Linked DNA regions of Homo sapiens: all the other regions are linked to region 1. A link is a contact called in ENCODE Hi-C or POLR2A ChIA-PET data. All regions are on one chromosome and are shown on one strand. The core of a region is the stretch at or near the end of the contact, and the rest is flanking DNA. Distances in the headings are between cores, read along the strand shown.

Region 1 (4,184 bases), core at 1,109-3,608:
GGGCAGCGCAGTGGGGAGGGCAGGGACCTCAGTAAAGGGGTGGACTGGGGCGCTGGTTGCAGAGAGGACTGACAATTAGAGTCAGTAGAACTGCTTGAACCCAGGAGGTGGAGGTTGCAGTGAGCTGAGATTGCACCACTGGGCGACAGAGCAATACTGCCTCTCAAAGAAAAACAAAAAAGAGTTTTCCTGTTAATAATTAGGAAGACTAAGCAGCCCCAGAGATAAGACCTCATGGGATCATTGTTACTTCTTATGGAGTGATAAAGTGACCTTCCTCGAATTGTATCAATCCATAACCAATCAAGTTGCTGCAACCTATGCACTGGGCTTGAATGAAAGCTGTCATGATTCTGCTAAAGATTCTCTGTCTTTCCCTGTGTGTGAAACCTTAACGTCTCTACTTTGGAACGCCGATCTCATTTATTTGGAGTTGGTGTTTCCAGGTGGCTTTCTTCAAGCTTTGTGTTCACATAAACTCAGTACTTAATCTTACATTCTAAATTTTATTATTTACTGCTGACGTCAGTTTCTGTCGGATTGTAGGCGCCTGACCAGAGAGGGCACGCGTCGCTATGTTGTAAAACTCACACTCGTCAAAAAGACATGGGTTAGGGTTTTCCCCCTCCCTCTGGATGAAGCTAATTAGCTGACACAGATGGTCACCTCCATTACCAAATAGAGCCAGGATGAACTATGTGTGACCAAGAGTGTTGTCAAGTCCTCTTCCCTGAGGACTGATTAGTGTTTATCTTGAAAACATGTACTCAATGGGTTGTATAGAACAGTGAAGTTTCCTTGTCTCTTTTCAACCTCTTAGCTGTTTGCCTCAATTTCCCATCACATTCTGGTTTAAGGCTTACTTATTAATAATGTGGTTTTTATTTCTTTCACTATTATCATCGTGAAGATGATTTCTCATTGGGGGGAAGATTTTTTTTGTTTTCCATTATATTTTCTCAAAATTTAAAGAGTAAAGAAATGAATATTTTTTGGGCCAGGAAGTGTGGCTTATGACTATAATCCCAGCACTTTCAGAGGCTGAGGCAGTCAGATCACTTGAAGTCAGAAGTTCGAGACCAGCCTAGCCAATATAGTGAAACCTCGTTTGTATCGAAAATACAAAAATTAGCCGGGCATGGTTGTGCGCGTCTGTAATGTCAACTACTCCGGAGGCTGAGACAGGAAAATCGGTTCAACCCAGGAGGCAGAGGCTGCAGTGAGCCCAGATCTCGCCACCGCATTCCAGCCTGGCCAAAAAAGAAAACTCTGCCTCAAAAAAAAAAAAAAAAAAAAATAGAAAAAACTAAATATATAAAAGAAAATAAGCCGGGCGCGGTGGCTCACACCTGTAATCCCAGCACTTTGGGAGGCCGAGGCGGGCGGATTACTTGAGGTCGGAAATTTGAGACCAACCTGACCAACATGGAGAAATCCCATCTCTACTAAAAATACAAAATTAGCAGGGCATGGTGGCACATCCCTGTGATCCCAGCTACTTGGGAGATAGAGGCATGAGAATCGATTGAACCTGGGAGACAGAGATCGCGCCATTGCACTCCAGCCTGGTCAACTAGAGCAAAACTCCATCTCAAGAAACAAAAAAAGAAACTGATAGATCTCTTACACAAATACGCTGGGACAACTAACTGGATATCCACGTGGAAAAGAATAATGTTGGATCCCTATGTAACATCATCAAAAATTTTATTATAAAAAAGAAAAGAGAGAGAGAGACGAGGAAGGGAGCCCTGCGGGAGGGGGTGTTACTTTGTCGCCCAGGCTGGCCTGAACTCCCAGGCTCGGCGATCCTCCCGCCGCTGCTTCCTGAATAGCTGGGACCTCAGGCTCCCACTCCCGCGCCCATATCCCAGCTGTGTTTAAGCCGCAGGTGGTGACCTCACCCATCCTTGGCCTGAGCACTCCATCCTGCATCTCAGGCAGTGGCCTGAGTCTCTAAAGCTGAGCACAGCGTGGACTCTCTCCCAAGTGAATGGAGAATAGAAAGGGAGAGGATTTCTATTCGGTTCTGTGGGCTATCAGCATGAAATTGTACCTTCCGCCCAGGCAGGGCTTTGCATTTCACATTCTAGTTTGCATCCCCGTTCCAGATAATTCCAGGGCTTTTGAATCATGCCTCAGCCTTCCTGGCCGGTCTCGCCTCCAAAACCCGAAAAATGCCTCTGCGCTGGGAACGATGCTGAGAGACTCACAGGTCCCGCCCTGGCCCCGCCCACTGCTGGTTCTAAAGGGGAAAGTCTCTCGGCTTCCCACCCCGCCCCTACCTCATCCAGGCCCCGCCCACCTCGCGGGCCCCGCCCAGACCTGGCTTCTGTACTGCGCGCGCACATGCGCGCAAACCCGGAAGCGGATTATGTGGAGTGAAAGTTACACCGTGGCGGTGAGTTTCGCTCTTCTATTAAGTCTGCGCTTACCAGGTCCCCGGCGCTGCTGTACCTGAGACGTGGGGTCCCCACAGACCTGGAAATTCTCTCCCTTCTTCCTTCACCCAGGACAAATTGAGACGTCCCCATGAGAGTCCGGATATCGCTTCCTTTTGGGTTTAAAGTCGCCCTGAGGCTGGGCTGTCCCCGGTCTTTCTGCTGTAGGGCGATGTATACACTTCCTGTCGCGTAGTTTTCCTGCTCAAAACTGTTTTCTGACTCCTCCCGCCCCTCGCTTTTTAAAGTCCTCACCCGAGAGCTGGATTCCCGCCCTGGGCGCCTCCCACCCTCGCCTTCGTAGGCCACTGGAGCGCAGCGCCAGGGCCCCAGTCCCAGGGAGGCCGCGTACTTTGCCTGGTCCTGGAATCCTGCAGACCCCAACCTTGTCTTAAGGCGCCGTCTCCCCCCCACCTCCCTCCTCGTGGCGGGCCCTGCTGCTCCACAGGTCTCTCCTCCACAGTCACCTCTTCCCCTGAACCCGCGTTGGGGAGGTACCCGGGGCCTGTCCTGTGACACGGGGTGTTCTTGCCTGCCCAGCTCCAGCCCCCGGAAAACGAGCTCCTCCGGGATGCAGGCGTCTTATCCAAACCCTCCTGTGATTGTGTCGGCCAAAGGCATTGGGAGACAGAGCAGTAGAAAAGCTGAGACAGAGAAAAGAATGAGAAAGACCCATAACAGAGGGCAAAGTAGAGGGTGGGTGATGGATTTGTCAAGAGACAGCAAAAGTGAAAAGAAAAAAAAAGAAAGCAGGAGGAGAAAAGTAACTGGAGAAACGTAGAGAAACCTAGATGTACAGAGAGATGAAGGACAGCAAGGTAGGGAGAGGGGCAGCAAAGAGGGAATCTCATCAGAGTGAGGGAGAGGAGGAGGGATTTGGAGCCAGGGCAGACAGAGCAGAGTGGTGCTGGTGGCAAGGAGAACAGAGGGAGAACCACAGCAGGGAGGACACCTGGGGATCTGTGGTTCCACATATTGGGGACAGGGGGTATAACAGGGAAGACGGAATTTAACAGGGAGAGCAGAGGATGCACAGAGATGGGAGAAGAGGCGGAAATATATCAAGATTGAGGACGATAGAACGATTGGGGAGAAGGAACAGCAAGAAGTTAGGTAAGTTGCGAGGATGGAGCAGAAGAGGTGGAAGAGAAGGAATAGAGGGAAGAAGGGGATAAACAGCAGGAGAGGAGAGGGGTACAAAATGAGGAGCAGAATGCCAGGTAAAAAGAAAAGAAAACAAGAGCTAGAGAGAGAAGGGGAGAATGAGAGATATGTACACAATTAGGGAGGGAAGCACAGTAATGAAGAAAGATGGGCTGGGCGCAGTGGCTTACGCCTGTAATCCCAGCACTTTAGGAGACTGAGGCAAGAAGATTGCTTGAGTACAGGAGTTCGAGTCTAGCTTGGGCAACATAGTGAGACCCCCATCTCTACCAAAAAAAAAAAAAAACAACCGGGCATGATAGTGTGCACCTGTAATCCCAGCTACTCTGAAGGCCGAGGCAGAAGGATCACTTGAACCCAGGAGGTCCAGGCTGCAGTGAGCCGAGATCATGTCACTGCACTCCAGCCTGGTCAACAGAGCAAGACCCTGTCTCAAAAGAAAAAAAGGGGCGGAGGACTTTGGGTTTAGATGAGTGGGTGAGTTCATTGGATACGATTAGTTGTGACATTTGACTTCTTTGTATATAATCTAGTAACTTAAAACTGCTTAAATTATACAGATGAGATTGAGAATTTTAA
Region 2 (4,184 bases), core at 1,055-3,554, 220 kb before region 1:
AAAAAAAAGAAAGAAAAACTTAAAGAGGAGGCATTTCCTTTGTTTATGAGGACACCCTACTTTGTAACTGGTAGCGTGTAGTGCAATAAAATTTAGTTTCCTAATATCAATTTAAAAAAAAACAGTTTACCTGTAAGTAGGAAGACTACCCAGCCCCAGAGATAAGACCTTTTGGCATCATTGTCCCTTCTTACGGAGTGATAAAGTAACCTTCCTTGAAGTGTATCAATCCATCACCAGTCAAGCTGCCGCAGCCTATGCACTGGTCTTGAATGGAAAATGTGTTGATTCTGCTAAAGCTTCTCTGTCTTTCCCTGTGTGTGAAACCTTAACATCTCTACATGGGAACACGGGCCCCCTTCATTTGGAGTTGATGTTTCCAGATGGCTATCCTCAAACTTTGTGTTCCAATAAACTCTATAATTAATCGTGTATTCTGAATTTTATTATTTACTGCTGACGTCAGTTTCCGTCAGATTGTAGGAGCCTCACTAGAGAGGGCACCTGTCGCCATGTCGTAAAACTCACACTTGTCAAAAAGACGTGGGTTAATGTATTTCCCCTCCTTCTGCATGAAGCTAGTTAGCTGACACAGATGGTCACCTCCATTACCAAGTAGAGCCAGGATGAACTATGTGCGACCAAAGACTTGTCAAGTCCTCTTCCCTGAGGACTGATTAGTGTTTATCTTGAAAACATGTACTTAATGGGTTGTATAGAGCAGTGAAGTTTCTCTCTTTTCAACCTCTCAGCTCTTTGCCTGTATTTCCCAACACATTCTGGTCTAAGGCTTATTTACTAATAAAATGGTTTTTATTTCTTCCTGTTTTGTCATGAAGATGATTTCTCATTTTGGGGAAGATTTTTTAGTTTTCAATTGTATTTTTTCAACATTTAAAAAGCGAAGTAAAGAGTATTTCTTGGGCCAGGCACAGTGGCTCACGCCTGTAATCCCAGAACTTCGGGAGGCCGAGGCAGGCGGATCACTTGAAGTCAGGAGTTCGAGACCAGCCTGTCCAACATGATGAAACCCCGTCTGTACCCAAAATACAAAAATTAGCCGGGCATGGTGGGTGTGCCTGTAATGCCAGCTACTCCGGAGGCTGAGGCAGAAGAATCGCTTCAACCCAGGAGGCAGAGGCTGCAGTGAGCCGAGATGTCACCATTGTACTCCAGCCTGGGCGACAGAGAAATACTCAGTCTCAAAAAAAAAAAAAAAAAGAAGAAGAAGAAGAAAAAGAAAAAATGTAAATAAAAAGGAGAAAGTAACAGATCTCTTTTACAAATGTGCTGGGACAACTAACTGGATATCCATATGGAGAAGAGTAATGTTGTATTCCTATCTCACACAAGCAAATTTAGTTTGTTTATTTATTTTTAGAGAGGGAGTCTGGCTCTGTCGCCCAGGCTGGAGTGCAGTGGCTCGGTCTCGGCCCACTGCAAGCTCCACCTCCCATGTTCACCGCATTCTCCTGCCTCAGCCTCCTGAGTAGCTGGGACTACAGGCGCCCGCCACCACGCCCGGCTAATTTTTGTATTTTTAGTGGAGACGGGGTTTCATCGTGTAAGCCAGGATGGTCGCGATCTCCTGACCTCGTGATCCGCCCGCCTCAGCCTCCCAAAGTGCTGGGATTACAGGCGTGAGTCACCGTGCCCGGCCTAATAAAAATTTTATTTTAAAAATTTAAAAAAGAGAGAGACTGCGGGAGGGAATGTTACATTGTCGCGCAGGCTGTCCTGGACCCCCAGGCTGAGCGATCCTCCCGCCGCTGCTTCCTGAGTAGCTGGGACCTCAGGCTCCCACGCCCGCATCCCTGCTGTGTTTAAGCAGCAGGTGGTGACCTCACTCCTCCCTGGCCTGAGCACTCCGTCTGGCATCCCAGGCTGTGGCCCTAGGGATGTCTCTGAAGCTGAGCACTGGGTGGACTCTCCCTCCTGAGTGAATGGAGAATAGAAAGGGAGAAGATTTCTATACTGTCCTGTGGGCCATCAGCATGAAATCCTACGTTCCGCCCAGAAAGGGCTTTGCATTTTACATTCTAGTTTGCATCCTCCTTCCAGACTATTCCAGGGCTTTTGAATTATCCGTCTGCCTTCCTGGGGGCTCTCGCCGCCAAAACCCGGAGAACGGGTTGGGAGGAGGCTGAGAGATGCACAGGTCCCGCTCCGGCCCCGCCCTCTGCGGGTTCTAAAGGGCAAGGTCTCGCCGCTTCGCGCCCCGCCCACACCTCACCCGGGCCCCGCTCGCCTCCTCGTTGGCTCCACCCAGGCCTGGTTTCTGTCCTGCGCGCGCAGATTCGCGCAGACCAGGAAGTGGATCCCGTGGAATGACGGTCACGCCGCGGCGGGCGGTGAGTTTTGCTCTGTGTGGTGTTAAGTCTGAGCTTCCCAGGTCCCCGGCACTTCTGTACATGGGATGTGGGGTCCCCATAGACCTGGAAGTTCTCGCCTTTCTTCCTTCACTCAGAGCAAATGGAGATGTTCTACTGGGAGTCCGGAAGCCCCTTCTTTTTAGGTTTAAAGTCGCCCTGAGGCTGGTCCCGTCCCGGGTCTTTCTGCCATAGGGCAATGTATACGTTTCCTATCGCGTAGTTTTCCTGCTCAAAACCGTTTTTTGACTCCTTCCGCACGGCTCTTTTTAAAGTCCTCACCCTAGAGGTGTATTCCCACCCTGTGCGCCTCCCAGCCTTACTCTCCTGGGTTCCTGGAGCACAGCGCGGCGACCCCAGTCCCGGGAAGGCTGCGTTCTGTGGTCCTGGGATCCTGCGGATCCCACCCTTGTCCGAAGGCGTCGTCGCTCCCCACCTCCCTCCTCCTCTTGCTGGGCCCTGCTGCTCCCCAGATCTCCCCTCCGCAGTCACCGCGTCCCCTGAGCCCTCGTTGGAGAGGTGCCTGGGGCTTGTCCTGTGACGCGGGGTGTTCTTGCCCGCCCAGCTCCAGCACTTGGAAAATGCGCTTCTCCGAGATGCAGGCGTCTTACTCCAAACCCTCTTGTGATCGTGTGGGCCAAAGGGATCAGGAGACAGAGAGAGGGACTGAGAGAGCAGTAGAAAACCTGAGACAGAGAAAAGAAGAATGAGAAAGACCCATAACAGATGGCAAAGTAGAGGATGGGTGAGGGATTTGCCAAGAGACAGCAAAAGTGATAAAAGATAAGAAAGCAGGAGGAGAAAAGCAACTGGAGAAATGTAGAGAAAAGCTAGATGTACAGAGAGATGAAGGACAGCAAGGTAGGGAGAGGGGCAGAAATGTGGAGGCTCATCAGAGTGAGGGAGAGGAGGAGGGATGTGGAGCCGGGTCAGACAGAGCAGAGTGGTGCTGGTGGCAAGGAGAACAGAGGGAGAAGCACAGCGGGGAGGACACCTGGGGATCTGGGGTGCCAGATTGGGTCCAGGGGGTTATAACAGAGAAGAGAGAATTTAACAGGGAGAGCAGAGGAGGCGCATAGATGGGAGAAGAGGCAGAAATCTATGGAGATTGAGGACGATCTAAAGATTGGGGAGAAGGACCAACAGGAGGTTAAATAAGTTGCAAGGATGGAGCCCAGCTAATTTTTGTATTTCTAGTAGAGATAGGGTTTCACCATGTTGGCCAGGTTGGTCTCAAACTCCTGACCTCAGGTAATCCACCCACCTCCACCTCCCAAAGTGCTGGAATTACAGGTGTGAACCACCTCAGCTGTCCACCCATGTATTTCTTGATTGAAATAATTTGCTTATGTCTTGGTTCTACAGCTGACCCTGTTTCCCTGTTTTCAAGGTCAAGAGCTGTGTGTTTACACTGCTGCATTTTATAAATGTTAGTGTGATTTTCTTGTAAGGAAGAATTCAATGTTGGGAGTCAATTTCATCAGAACCTTTCAAAAGAATTTTCTTTAACCCAGGCATGTGAAAAATGCTTCTCTAATTTTAAGAATGGGATGATAAGACCAACCCATCCCATTAGCCCTTCCAGGCCCCCATGTAAGAATTCAGGCACACCTTCTCACTCATCTCAGACCTTCTCAGGGTAACTTCGTGAAAATGTTTCCAGCTCTGAGCCCCAGTGAACCTCCCTGCATCTTTGCGACGAAGGGCTAGACCAGAAAAGCTCAACCTGAGTGATCCTGACCCCTGAAATGATTGGCAAAATAGAGGCGGTGTCTGGGTGTGGCTTTTTTTCTGGTAGAGGAGAGTGCCCAGTTG
Region 3 (4,184 bases), core at 1,685-4,184, 180 kb before region 1:
GCCTCCCAGGTTCAATTGATTCTTCTGTCTCATCCTCTTGAGTATCTGGGACTACAGGCGCGCACCACCACACCTCGCTAATTTTTGTATCTTTAGTAGAGATGGGGTTTTACCCTGTTGGCCAGGCTGGTTTCACAGTCCTGACCTCAGGTGATCTGCCCACCTCGGCCACCCAAAGTGCCGGGATTGCAGGCATGAGCCACCGCGACCAGTCATGGATAGCTTTAAATCAACAAAGTAATAAGTTGTGTTAGACTGTCAGCCAACCGGCAGGTAGACATATCTTTGTATTTACCTGGATGCCTATGTAAGAAAAACTTAAAGAGGAGGCATTTCCTTTGTTTTTGAGGACACCCTACTGTGGAACTGGTAATGTGTTTTTTTTGTTTTTTGTTTTGTTTTGTTTTATTTTGTTTTGAGACGGAGTCTCACTCAGGCATGAGCCACTGCGCCGGCCATATTTATTATTATTATTATTATTATTATTTATTTTTTGTTTTTGAGACGGAGTTTCACTGTTGTTGCCTGGGCTGGAGTGCAATGGCGTGATCTTGGCTCACCACAACCTCCGTGTCTCCTGGGCTCAAGCGATTCACCTCCCTCAGCCTCCCGAGTAGCTGGGAATAGAGGCACATGCCAACAGGCCAGGCTAATTTTTGTATTTATAGGAGAGATGGGGTTTCTCCATATTGGTCAGGCCGGTCTCCAACTTCCGACCTCAGGCCATCTGTCCTCCTCGGCCTTCCAAAACGCTGGGATTACAGGCTTGAACCACCGCGCCTGGCCTGAAGTGGTATTTTTTAGAAAGTAACTAAGCCTTTTTTCAGTTTAATGACCCAAGGATGTATTTCTGAAGGTCTTGGGAACGATCCTTGTAAGGCAAACTACAAGGGCGATAGTACCTATATCTCAGTAGGAAGTTAAATAATTCAAACATCAAATATTTCAAATTTAAAGCTACGGACATTTAAATAATTCTGAGCTTTGAGAGGAACGTGGTCATGCAACCTGAGTCCAGTGGTGTGCAGGCGCAACTTCTAAGAGTTTTACTGGCCAGGTGCGGTGGCGCACGCCTGTAGTCTCAGCACTTTGGGAGGCTAAGGTGGGTGGATCACTTGAGGTCAGGAATTAGAAACCAGCCTGGCCAACATGGTGAAACCCCGTGTCTACTGAAAATACAAAAGCATTAGCCAGGCATGGTGGCGTGTGCCTGTAATCCCAGCTACTCAGGAGGCTGAGGCAGGAGAGCTGCTTGAACCCGGGAGATGGAGGTCACAGTGAGCCAAGATTGCACCACTGCACTCCAGCCTGGGCAACAGAGCAAGACTCCGTACCAAAAACCAAACCAAAACAAAACAAAACAAAAAGTGCAATAAAATTTAGTTTCCTAATATAAATTTTAAAAAAAGTTTACCTGTAAATAATTAGGAAGACTAACCTGTTGGCATCATTGTCCCTTCTTATGGAGTGATAAAGTAACCTTCCTTGAAGTGTATCAATCCATAACCAATCAATTTGCTGCAGCCTATGCACTGGCCTTGAATGGAAAATGTGATTCTGGTAAAGCTTCTCTGTCTTTCCCTGTGTGTGAAACCTTAACGTCTCTACTTGGGAACACGGGCCCCCTTCATTTGGAGTTGACGTTTCCAGGTGGCTATCCTCAAGCTTTGTGTTCCAATAAACTCTATAGTTAATTATGTATTCTAAATTTTATTATTTACTGCTGACGTCAGTTTCTGTCGGACTGTAGCAGCCTCACTAGAGACGGCACCTGCCTCCATGTTGTAAAACTCACACTTGTCAAAAAGACGTGGGTTAAAGTAATTCCCCTCTCTCTGCATGAAGCTAACTAGCTGACACAGATAGTCACCTCCATTACCAAGTACAGCCAGGATGAACTATGTGCGACCAAGGCTGTTGTCAACTAATCTTCCCTGAGGACTGATTAGTGTTTATCTTGAAAACATGTACTTAACGGGTTGCATAGAACAATGAAGTTTCTTTCTCTCTTTTCAACCTCTTAGCTGTTTGCCTCTATTTCCCAACACATTCTGGTCTAAGGCTTATTCATTAATAGAATAGTTCTTATTTCTTCCTGTTTTGTCATGAAGATGATTTCTCATTTCGGGGAAGATTTTTTAGTTTTCAGTTGTATTTTCTCAACATTTAAAAAGCAAAGTAAAGAGTATTTCCTGGGCCAGGCACAGTGGCTCAGGCCTGTAATCCCAGCACTTGGGGAGGCCAAGGCAGTCGGATCACTTGAAGTCAGGAGTTCGAGACCAGCCTGTCCAACATGGCGAAATCCTGTCTCTACACAAAATACAAAAATTAACCGGGCATGGTGGGTGTGCCTGTAGTGCCAGCTACTCCGGAGGCTGAGGCAGAAGAATCGCTTCAACCCAGGAGGCAGAGGCTGCAGTGAGTCAAGATCTCGCCACTGCACTCCAGCCAGGGCGACAGAGAAATAGCCTCAAAAAAAAAAAAAAAAAAAAGGGAAAAAGAAAAGAAAAAAATGTAAATAAAAAGGAGAAAGTAATAGATCTCTTTTACAAATGTGCTGGGACAACTAACTGGATATCCACACGGAAAAGAGTAATGTTGTATCCCTGTCTCGCACAAGCAAATTTTTTTTTTATTATTTTTTTATTTTTTTATTTTTTTTTAGAGACGGAGTCTGGCTCTGTTGCCCAGGCTGGTGTGCAGTGGCTCGATCTCGGCCCAATGCAAGCTGTATCTCCCGGGTTCAAAAGCCTGAGAACATGGCCTGGGAGGAGGCTGAGACTCACAGGTCCCGCTCCGGCCCCGCCCTCTGCGGGTTCTAAAGGGCAAGGTCTCGCCGCTTCGCGCCCCGCCCACACCTCACCCGGGCCCCGCTCGCCTCCTCGTTGGCTCCACCCAGGCCTGGTTTCTGTCCTGCGCGCGCAGATTCGCGCAGACCAGGAAGCGGATCCCGTGGAATGACGGTGACGCCGCGGCGGGCGGTGAGTTTTGCTCTGTGTGGTGTTAAGTCTGAGCTTCCCAGGTCCCCGGCACTTCTGTACATGGGATGTGGGGTCCCCCTAGACCTGGAAGTTCTCCCCTTTCTTCGTTCACTCAGAGCAAATGGAGATGTTCTACTGGGAGTCCGGAAGCCCCTTCTTTTTAGGTTTAAAGTCGCCCTGAGGCTGGTCCCGTCCCGGGTCTTTCTGCTACAGGGCAATGTATACACTTCCTATCTCGTAGTTTTCCTGCTCAAAACCTTTTTTTGACTCCTTCCGCACGGCTCTTTTTAAAGTCCTCACCCTAGAGGTGTATTCCCACCCTGTGCGCCTCCCAGCCTCATCCTCCTGGGTTCCTGGAGCACAGCGCGGCGACCCCAGTCCCGGGAAGGCTGCGTTCTGTGGTCCTGGGATCCTGCGGATCCCACCCTTGTCCGAAGGCGTCGTCGCTCCCCACCTCCCTCCTCCTCTTGCTGGGCCCTGCTGCTCCCCAGATCTCCCCTCCGCAGTCACCGCTTCCCCTGAGCCCGCGTTGGAGAGGTGCCTGGGGCTTGTCCTGTGACGCGGGGTGTTCTTGCCCGCCCAGCTCCAGCTCTGGGAAAATGCGCTTCTCCGAGATGCAGGTGTCTTACTCCAAACCCTCGTGTGATCGTGTGGGCCAAAGGGATCAGGAGACAGAGAGAGGGACTAAGAGAGCAGTAGAAAACCTGAGACAGAGAAAAGAAGAATGAGAAAGACCCATAACAGATGGCAAAGTAGAGGATGGTGAGGGATTTGCCAAGAGACAGCAAAAGTGATAAAAGATAAGAAAGCAGGAGGAGAAAAGCAACTGGAGAAATGTAGAGAAAAGCTAGATGTACAGAGAGATGAAGGACAGACAGCAAGGTAGGGAGAGGGGCAGAAATGTGGAGGCTCATCAGAGTGAGGGAGAGGAGGAGGGATGTGGAGCCGGGTCAGACAGAGCAGAGTGGTGCTGGTGGCAAGGAGAACAGAGGGAGAAGCACAGCGGGGAGGACACCTGGGGATCTGGGGTGCCAGACTGGGTCCAGGGGGTTATAACAGAGAAGAGAGAATTTAACAGGGAGAGCAGAGAGGGGAGAAGAGGTGGAAATCTATGGAGATTGAGGACGATCTAAAGATTGGGGAGAAGGACCAACAAGAGGTTAAATAAGGGCCGGGCGCGGTGGCTCACGCCTGTAATCCCAG
Region 4 (4,184 bases), core at 874-3,373, 150 kb before region 1:
TCACATTAGGGTTTTCAGGCATTTTGCAAATATAGCTTCTATGCTGTTTTATCAGAGATTGCTATTATCACAGTATGGGACCCACCCTCAATAATACCTACAATGGTGCAGGTGATTCTCATCTGTCTCCAGCATTGAACATCAAGGCAGTTTCCTCCATGTTGAGAGCTGAGATCAGCCTGTGATCCACAGGGAGGTGAGGGGGCTGTGCTCTGCATGGGGTTTGGTTAGGGCCAGATCTGTGCCCTGAAGATCTGTGTCCTGCTGCAGCGTGTGTGTGGACTTTTGCAGGAGGGAGCAAGACCTCAAAACAGGTCAAAATTGCCCTTGTAGGTCTTCCTGTGGCACCTTCTTATCTCCACATAATCTCTGGTGCAGTGGGCAGCAGAGAACCATCTTTATCCCTGGTGAGGTCTCCCCTGTGTGTGTGTTTTGTCACAGGAAAGGAGGGAGTGATTTCTAAAAATTAAATCTCGTATTTTTTTTTACATACAGGATTGATTTTCCAAAGACTCATGTTACGTGAGGAAGACACCAAGAGGAGCAAAGAAAAGGAGCCAGGGATGGCTCTTCCTCAGGTGGAGTAATATTCCTCGGTGGATTCTTCTGTCTCTTTCCTTTCTGAAATGCCAGGTATTGTAGTAGCCAGTCTTCTGTGAGTCTGAAGCATCCTGCCTCACACGTTTGCTCACACTAACCCATGCCTTTTCTCAGTCCTTGTCATCTTCACTTAAATTCCATCTTCTATAACCTAGTGACATGAGCTTGGGAAGAGGCTGCACTGGGCATGGTCCTGGGAAGGGCTCACACCAGAGATGGATGGAGATGGGGTGTGGACCCCAAGGTGTCAGTGATATTGGGCAGCAGGGATTGTTCAGGGGCCACATCTGGATGCACATTTAGCTCTTTGTGGATCAGATCAGAGAATCTATGTATGAAAGTCATACATTAATGTATGCACTGGTATCTGTGTACTGGTATCTGGTAAATTCTGGAAAAGGAGACAAACTAGGGGAGATATTTCTTTTTCTTTTTCTTTTTCTTTTTTTTTTTTGAGACGTAGCCTCGCTCTGTCGCCCAGGCTGGAGTGCAGTGGCACGATCTTGGCTCACTGCACGCTCCGCCTCCCGGGTTCACTCCATTCTCCTGTCTCAGCCTCCCTAGTAGCTGGGATTACAGGCACCCACCACCACGCTTGGCTAATTTTTTTGTATTTTTTAGTAGAGATGGGGTTTCACTGTGTTAGCCAGGATGGTCTCGATCTCCTGACCTCATGATCTGCCCGCCTCAGCCTCCCAAAGTGCTGAGATTACAGGTGTGAGCCAGCGCGCCCGGTCTTGTTTTTGTTTGGGTTAGGCGGGCTCCTGTAGTTCCAGTTACTCGAAAGGCTGAGGCAGGAGAAGGGCGTGAACCCGGGAGGCGGAGCTTGCAGTGAGCCAAAATCGTGCCACTGCACTCCAGCCTGGGCGACACAGCGAGACTCCGTCTCAAAAAAAAAAAAAAAAAAAAAAAGTAAAAGAGCGAGAGAGAGATCAGGAAGAGGACCCTGCAGTTAGGGGGTGTTACTTTGTCGCCCAGGATGGCCTGGACCCCCAGGTTCAGGGATTCTCCCGCCGCTGCTTCCTGAGTAGCTGGGACCTCAGGCTTCCGCCTCGTGCCCGCATCCCTGCTGTGTTTAGGCAGCAGGTGGTGACCTCACTCCTCCCTGGCCTGAGCTCTCCGTCCCGCATCCCAGGCGGAGGCCCTAGGGAACACTTTGAAGCTGAGCACGGGGTGGACCCTCCCTCCTGAGTGAATGGAGAATAGAAAGGGAGAGGATTTCTGTTCTGTTCTGTGGGCCATCAGCATGAAATCGTATGTTCCGCCCTGGCAGGGCTTTGCATTTCACATTCTAGTTTGCATTCCCGTTCCAGATAATTCCAGGGCTTTTGAATCATGCCTCAGCCTTCCTGGCCGCTGTCGCCTCCAAAAACTCGAAAAACAGAGGCGCTGAGTGCGAGGCTGAGAAGCACAGGTCCCGCCCCGGGCCCTCCCTCTGCCGGTTCTAAAGGGCAAGGTCTCTCCGCCTGGGGCCCCGCCTCTACCCCGCCCAGGTCCAGCCAACCTGCCCCGGCCTGGCTTCAGTCCTGGGCGCGCACAAACCCGGAAGCGGATCGCGTGGAGTGAAGGTCCTACCACGGCGCGTGAGTTTTGCTCTGCCTTGGATTAAGTCTGCACTTCCCAGGTCCCCGGCGCTTCTGCCCCTGGGACGTGGGATCCCCACGGACCTGGAAATTCTCGCCTGTCTTCCCTTCACCCAGAGCAAATTGAGACGTCCCGGTAAGAGTCTGGAAGTTGCTTGCTTTTGGGTTTGAAGTCGCTCGGAGGCTGGTCCCGTCCCCGGTCTTTCTGCTATAGGGCAATGTATACACTTCCTATCGCGTATTTTTCCTGCTCAAAACATTTTTCTGACTATTCCCGCCCCGTGCTTTTTAAAGTCCTCACCCGCGAGGTGGATTCCAGCCCTGGGCGCCTCCCAGCCTCGCCCCAGTTGGCACCTGGAGCGCGGCGCCCCGGCCCCAGCCCCGGGGAGGCTGCGTCCTCTGCCTGGTCCTGGGATCCTGCAGGTCCCACCTTTGTCTTAGGGTGCCGTCGCCCACCACGTCCCTCCTGGTGCCGGGCCCTGCTGCTCCCCAAGTCTTCGCTTCCCCTGAGCCAGGGTTGGGGTGGGTCGCAGGGGCTTGTCCTATGATACCAGGTGTTCTTTCCTGTCCAGCTCCACCCCCTGGAAAATGCGCTTCTACGGGATGCAGGCGTCTTACTCCAAACCCGCCTGTGATTACTCCAAACCCGCCTGGGCCAAAGGGATCAGGAGATAGAGAGAGGGACTGAGAGAGCAGTAGAAAACCAGAGACAGAGAAAAGAAGAATGAGAAAGGCCCATAACAGATGGCAAAGTAGAGGATGGGTTAGGAATTTGCCAAGAGACAGCAAAAGTGAAAGAAAAAAAACTAAGAAAGCAGGAGGAGAAAAGCAACTGGAGAAATGTAGAGAAAAGCTAGATGTACAGAAAGATGAAGGACAGCAAGGTAGGGAGAGGGGCAGCAAAGAGGGAGGCTCACCAGAGTGAGGGAGAGGAGGAGGGATTTGGAGCCAGGGCAGACAGAGCAGAGTGGTGCTGGTGGCAAGAACAGATGGAGAACCACAGCAGGGAGGACACCTGGGGATCTGAGGTGCTGGAGAGTGGGGACAGAGGGGTATAACAGGGAAGAGAGAATTTAATAGGGAGAGCAGAGGAGACGGAGAGATAAGAGAAGAGGCTGTAATATATAGACATTGAGGAAGATTGAAAGATTGGGGAGAAAGAACAACAAGAGGTTAAATAAGGACCGGGCGCTGTGGGTCATGCCTGTAATCCCAGCATTTTGGGAGGCTGAGGCGGGTGGATCACCTGAGGTCCGGAGTTCGAGACCAGCCTGATCAACAGGGAGAAACCCCGTCTCTATTAAAAATATAAAATTAGCTGGGAGCGGTTGCACATGCCTGTAATCCCAGCTACTAGGGAGGCTGAGGCAGGAGAAACCTTTGAACCTGGGAGGCAGAGGTTGCGGTGAGAGCCAAGATCGCACCGGTGCACTCCAGCCTGCACAACAAGAGTGAAACTCCATCTCAAAAAGGAAAAAAAAAAAAGAGGTTAAATAAGCTGTGAGAATGGAGCAGAAGAGGTGGAAGAGAAGTAATAGAGGGAAGAAGGGGATAAACAGCAGGAGAGGAGAGGGGTACAAAATGAGGAGCACAATCCCAGGGAAAAAGAAAAGAAAACAAGAGCTAGAGAGAGAAGGGGAGAATGAGAGATATGCACAGAATTAGGGAGGGAAGCACAGTAATGAAGAAAGAGGGGCTGGGCGCAGTGGCTCATGCCTGTAATCTCAGCACTTTAGGAGACTGAGGCAAAGGGATTGCTTGAGTCTAGGAGTTCAAGACCAGCCTGGGCAAAATAGTGAGGCTCCCCCCATCTCTGTCAAAAAAGGAAAAAAAAAATTTAACCGGGTGTGATAGTGTGCACCTGCAGTTTCAGCTTCTCTAGGCCGAAGCAGGAGGATCACTTGAGCCCAGGAGCTCCAGGCTGCTGTGAGCAGAGATCATGCCACTGTACTCCAGCCTGGTCAAAAGAGCAAGACCCTGTCTCAAAAGAAAAAAAGGGTG

The links. A loop is a pair of places that touch in the nucleus more often than their neighbours do. ChIA-PET counts read pairs that join two places held with the same protein, here RNA polymerase II (POLR2A). Pooled maps may share reads with other maps.
Region 2: a loop to region 1 is called in a map of naive thymus-derived CD4-positive, alpha-beta T cell, with 17 times the contacts of the local background. The contact joins the promoter of ZNF468 here to the promoter of ZNF83 in region 1. A Hi-C loop is called at or near these places in 1 of 168 maps with a recorded cell type or tissue (naive thymus-derived CD4-positive, alpha-beta T cell), 1 of 37 single-sample maps with no recorded cell type and 9 of 50 pooled maps. POLR2A ChIA-PET finds 5 or more read pairs at or near these places in 1 of 52 experiments (activated CD4-positive, alpha-beta T cell).
Region 3: a map with no recorded cell type shows a loop between it and region 1 (17-fold over the local background). The contact joins the promoter of ZNF28 here to the promoter of ZNF83 in region 1. A Hi-C loop is called at or near these places in 1 of 37 single-sample maps with no recorded cell type and 8 of 50 pooled maps. POLR2A ChIA-PET finds 5 or more read pairs at or near these places in 1 of 52 experiments (endothelial cell of umbilical vein).
Region 4: a map of CD8-positive, alpha-beta T cell shows a loop between it and region 1 (9-fold over the local background). The contact joins the promoter of ZNF600 here to the promoter of ZNF83 in region 1. A Hi-C loop is called at or near these places in 2 of 168 maps with a recorded cell type or tissue (CD8-positive, alpha-beta T cell and naive thymus-derived CD4-positive, alpha-beta T cell), 6 of 37 single-sample maps with no recorded cell type and 14 of 50 pooled maps. POLR2A ChIA-PET finds 5 or more read pairs at or near these places in 3 of 52 experiments (IMR-90, activated CD8-positive, alpha-beta memory T cell and naive thymus-derived CD4-positive, alpha-beta T cell).

Annotation. Positions count from the first base shown.
Region 1 is chr19:52,636,529-52,640,712 of GRCh38, reverse strand. ZNF83 (zinc finger protein 83) reads left to right here and starts at 2,358. Exons shown (of 3, transcript NM_018300.4): 1 at 2,358-2,401. It also overlaps the pseudogene LOC124904757. RefSeq lists a silencer at 2,111-2,310 and enhancers at 2,521-2,640, 2,394-2,911, 2,912-3,430.
Region 2 is chr19:52,855,739-52,859,922 of GRCh38, reverse strand. It overlaps ZNF468 (zinc finger protein 468), which reads left to right and starts at 2,304. Exons shown (of 4, transcript NM_001008801.2): 1 at 2,304-2,351. It also overlaps a transcript of ZNF320 not described here. RefSeq lists an enhancer at 2,626-2,705.
Region 3 is chr19:52,820,383-52,824,566 of GRCh38, reverse strand. It overlaps ZNF28 (zinc finger protein 28), which reads left to right and starts at 2,934. Exons shown (of 4, transcript NM_006969.5): 1 at 2,934-2,981. It also overlaps a transcript of ZNF600 not described here. RefSeq lists an enhancer at 2,488-2,989.
Region 4 is chr19:52,784,730-52,788,913 of GRCh38, reverse strand. It overlaps ZNF600 (zinc finger protein 600), which reads left to right and starts at 2,123. Exons shown (of 6, transcript NM_001321866.4): 1 at 2,123-2,319. RefSeq lists a silencer at 1,965-2,114 and enhancers at 1,447-2,304, 2,305-3,163.